Linked DNA regions of Mus musculus: region 1 is linked to region 2. Evidence: chromatin loops called from intact Hi-C (ENCODE). Cell type or tissue: heart. All regions are shown on one strand.

Region 1 (2,500 bases), 60 kb before region 2:
TATTACACACAGAATTCAGACATTAAATGAAAGAAGGATTTCAGAGCAGATTTCTTCAGTGGTGGTCTCTGTCAGTGCCCTTGTCTACCACCCCTCCTCTGTAATGAGGTTGGACAGCCTCAGACCCTCAGCCACTCCTAAAACCCAAGCCCACCCCAGCACTCAGGAGGAAGGGGTGGGCTGCCTGCTACAGAGATGGATACTATATCCCCCACATCCAATGCACTGGCCAGACTATCACCTCAGGGCTTAGCATTCCATGGAATCTAGACTGGAGCTGAGCCAATCCCCTGTGACGTTGTACAGGTGCTGAGACTTAACACGGGACAGAAAGGCCTGTGCACCAGCTAAGAATCACCAGGAGAGGATCCTCAGGCCAACATCCCAGCTGGGCCACCTGGCTTGTCCTTTCCCTTCTCCGAGGCTTCTCTAAATCTGATGCCACTTTAAAGATCTAAGTCCATGTATCCTCTCCAAGCCTCTAACACCTGTCAGCACTATAAAATCCCTGAGCAGAAAATCCCTGACCCTCTTCCCGAGTAAGGACAAAAGGACTCTCAGCACTTGTTTTTGCACTGATTCTGTTAATATTTCTTTCCTGTTAAGTATCTACATAATAATATCTGGATGGTGTGATGGTATCTAATATAGATGTCATAAATCTTAACAACAAAACCAAAATACTCTAAAAATACTTTAAAAAGCCAAAAGGGAAGGATGGATTCTTCTTCAAAGACTCCCTGATTTCAGTTCATAAAATAAGATCTTTTTGGTAACTTGAATTTTTAAACTCTGTATTAATAACCAAGCAAATCACTTATAGGCAGAACAGTAAACATTTAACTGGCATTTTAATTCTGTCAATGCCAAACAAATCACAGGGAGAGGTTTATAAGCTTAAGTCAAAGTTACTAAAATAGTATTCACAACAGGGTGAGTTATACACAGCATCTTAAAAACACACAAATCAGCTACAGTTAGCACCGGGCGCCACATTTCCTATCACAGCTTACCATCTGCCTAGAATCAGTCAGCATCAAATCTCCATCTGAGCTTTCTGTCCAGTCCAGTTAGCTGGAAAGGCCAGCACACAGTCAGTGGAAAATGACCAAAACTAACTGGACCTACTACTGTTCAGCTACCAAAGGTTTCTACTGAGTTCTTTTTCACAATTCTCCTAAAGTAATTTCGGTTCAGCCAGGGCTGGTCACCATTGAATAGTTCAGGGCATAACTAACACAGCGCCAGACACTGCTCCTGGTCCCAGGCCCACAAGAGGGAGTACCAAGCAGCTCTGCTTATAGAGCTGGTACTCCTGTGACAACTATGCCATCGACTGAACAGATGGGTGCCACTGCTACCTGGAAACACAAGACTGCATTCTAACAGCAATGGAGTGAGCAGACAGAGAGGAGGCAACCTGGCAACTGCAGTAAGGATTACGCCACACTGCTAACAGGAAAGCACTAGACCACAACTTCAGATTTCACATTCCTCTGGGCCCAGGAGGGAGCTGAACTAAGCACTCCTTACAAGTTCACACGTGGAAACCTCCACACGAGTATATGAAGAAAAGGCTTAAGCAGTCTAAGCACTGATAACATTTGCTACCCAAAAAAATAGCAGTACTGGCATGATTATGAATTTTTCTTTAGACCTCTGTAACACCTACAGAAGGTATACTCATTGCAATAAGCAGCTATTATGATGATAATTTTAAAAATTCAGTATTGTCAAGTTGGAGTCAGTCTGGGTCACATACTGAGTTAAAACCAGCCTCGAAAAGTAGTAAAAGTGGAGGCTGGAGAGATGCTCAGCGGCTAAGAGTGCTGTTTTCTCTTCCAAGGAGATCCAAGTTCAGTACCTACACCCACAGAGCCGCTTACAACGCCCTAACACTCTAGTTTCAAGGGATCCAACACAATCCTCTGGCCTTGTTGAGCATCTGCACATACACAGGAAGACAGACAGACAGACACACACACACACAAATAAATGTTTTAAAATAGTGAAGCTCTGGCTTTTATATTTATTCTAATATTTACATGGTGGCACACGCCTTTAATCACAGCACTCAGGAGGCAGAAGGAGACAGCGCTCTGAGTTCTAGGCCAGCGTGGTCTACAAAGTGAGTTCCAGGACAGCCAGGGCTACACACAGTACCAAAAAACAAAGACAAACAAAAAGTAAGGTTCTTAAAATCCAGGGTTGGAGGGAGGAACCAACAAGAAATTAAAACAAGCTTTAAAGTCAAAGGAAAGGAAATTCAGAGAAAAAGGAAAGAGAAAGCAAGTTGTCAGTGCCTTAAGAGCCTAGAAGGAGGCCGGGCAGTGATGGCGCACGCCTTTAATCCCAGCACTTGGGAGGCAGAGGCAGGGGGATTTCTGAGTTCGAGGCCAGCCTGGTCTACAAAGTGAGTTCCAGGACAGCCAGGGCTATACAGAGAAACCCTGTCTTAAAAAAACAAAAAAACAAAAACAAAAAAAAAAAAACAAAAAAC
Region 2 (2,500 bases):
GTTTCTGGAGGAACATCTTACCCAGAACACTAAGCTGCCTCCTTCTTCCAGCCACCCTGCATTACAGATCCCCGTCTCTACTGCTTCTGAGCAGGCCACACCTCTCCCTGCCTCCCCCAATTTCCCTTCCTCACCTTCCAGCCAACACACCATTCCCATCACATCATTATTCTAAATGCCATGGACACAATCCTGCCGGGGGGGGGGCATTAAAGAGGGTCTCACTCTGTAGCCCTGGCTTGGCTCTACCTTGGCATCCTCCTGCCTCAGCCTCCCAAGTACTGGTATTGCTGCTGTACACTATCACACCTGGCAACACTCTAGCACTTCCTAATCCAGCCCTACCTCTACTTTCGACCTTTTAGATGTGCTTTGCTCTGCTGTGCACAGACTCTGCTCACCCAAGCCCACAAGAATTCACCTTAGTCCAGGTTGTTTCCACTGCCTGCTGCTGCAAGTAAAGTAATTTAGCCATTAAATATTAGATTCCAAGAGCACTAGTCATATACAAACTCGCAGAGCAAATCCAATGAGGCCAGCATCACCTCAATACCCAAACCCAGATGAAGCTGTCACAGACACGAAAGCTACAGACCAATAAGTCTCTGAGGATTTCTGTTTGTGTATCTTTTTTATGACAGAATAGCTCGGGCTGGCCTTGAACTTCTGATTTCCCTGCTTCCATATCCTAAGTTTGAGGATGACCACATCTGGCTTAAGCAGTGTTGAGGACTGAAACTAGACAGGAGTCTACCAACTGAGCCATATCCCCAGCCCCAAATCCCCTTCTGGGCACAGCATAAACATTCTCCACAAGATGCTAGCAAACTGAATCTAACAGCACATAAAAAAATACAATAATAAATAAATCTAAAAAGAAAAAAGAAGGGAAGAAAGAGAGAAAGGAAGGAAGGAAGGAAGGAAGGAAGGAAGAAAAACAGCAGAAGGGAACTCTCTAAACCTAACAAAGGCCATCTAAGAAAAGCCTACAGCTATTACAGCCGGAAGTAAAAGGCCGAACATTTTCAGTTTCCTGAAAGGCAGGAACAAGGCAAGGATCCCATTGCTTCTTTTCAACATTGTATGGAAAGTGTGGCCAAGGAAAGTATATAATAAAAAGAAATTGAATGTCAGGCTGGACAGGCAGTCAGTGGTTAGGAGCCTGACTGCTTTTACAGAGGATCCAGCACCCACAAGGAATCTCACATCTGTCTGCAGCTCCAGCTCCAGGGGACTTGATGCCCTCTTCTGGCCTCTACAAGCACTACATACATTTGCTGTGCAGACACAAGTAAATCAAGTGTCCAGATAAGAAAAACAAACAAACAAAAACAAAACCTAAGCAATGATTACATGGCTTTATGTAGCAAAAATTCCAAGGAAGTTATAAATTATCAGGACTAATAAGTGGGTTTTGCAAGGTAGAAGGATGTGCTAGCAACAAGTCTGGGAACAAATGAGGTTCAGCATTCCCTCTTCTGAGTACCCATGAATAGTAGCTGGTCCTATGTCCCCAGCCTGGGGCTAGTGACCCAGCCTTCCTTCCACCTGACACTGGCCATAGTAGGTTATCACTATCCCCCAAACTTACTTAGCCTGCAGGCCCTGCCCAGAGTGGGAAGCCAGAGTGCCCAGAGTAAACTAGACAGTTGCTTCTGGTGGGTAGTTGGTCTGAGGATTGTGGAAGGGAGCTGAAACAGAGCCCTGCTCTGATGTCTGGAGCTGCTGCAAGGAAAGATGTGCCTACCTCCCCCTGGCTGCATGTTTGGGTGGGGTTGGGTGCAAGAGTTAAGCGGTTTCAGCCCCATCTTGTTTCAACTCAGTGGCCAGCAGGAGACAGCCTAGCTACCACCTTCCTGTGGGCAGAATGAAAGCTTGTGGGCGGCCATTGAACACCTTGCTGGAGAGGATGTCATGAGAGCCAAGTGATACTCTACTTCATCTCTCCTAGGAACGTTCGCACTTCAGAACCGGAATCACAACCCCTCTCCAGATAAGCCCTGCCTGACACCAGGTGACCCTGCTCAGGAACCCAATACCAATCTAAGCTAGGAGCAGAAAGAGGATGTGCCACCTGGGGGGTGGGAGGCGGTTACTACCATGCTTTTCCTGGAGAGTTTTAGCTCAGCCTACAGAGTCCAGCGCCACCTGTGCCTGGGAAAGCTGGAGAGAAACTAAAGAACTCCTGGCTCGCCTGTGAACAGAATGAAGACTCTTAGCCGCCCACTAACCAGACTAGCCACCTCAGTACCCACAGCACCACCCCGGACCCAGGGACCTAATAGCACAATTCAACTCAACTGTCAGGGAACTGACAGTTCATGGAGCAGGGATGCCCAGTTCCCTTCTCTGTAGGAACAGCAACCTTGGTGGGCTGAGCCACCGTGGATGAGAGTTTTGAGGGATAGTATGGAGACATAAGTTCAAACCCCACTTGGCCCTCATCTTCCAATTAGGAAGTCCCTATCAGCAGAGGAGGCATGGAAGAGCCCAGTCCCCT

Evidence for each region. Peaks named below come from ENCODE experiments on the same cell type or tissue, not always from the same donor. Only the 100,000 strongest peaks of a DNase experiment are listed, where the experiment ranks them.
Region 1: it touches region 2 in a loop (1.8-fold over the local background); 2 of 42 quality-filtered maps call a loop at or near these places.

The regions. Positions count from the first base shown.
Region 1 is chr5:34,606,251-34,608,750 of GRCm38, reverse strand. The region is part of intron 4 of Add1 (adducin 1 (alpha)); the gene reads right to left. Among named protein-coding and RNA genes, the nearest start is that of Mfsd10, 30 kb to the left of the region's middle. In heart, a CTCF peak has its summit at 1,258 (motif pointing right); no DNase peak of the experiment used is centred here.
Region 2 is chr5:34,546,353-34,548,852 of GRCm38, reverse strand. It overlaps a transcript of Sh3bp2 not described here. Among named protein-coding and RNA genes, the nearest start is that of Sh3bp2, 2.0 kb to the left of the region's middle. In heart, a CTCF peak has its summit at 1,245 (motif pointing left); no DNase peak of the experiment used is centred here.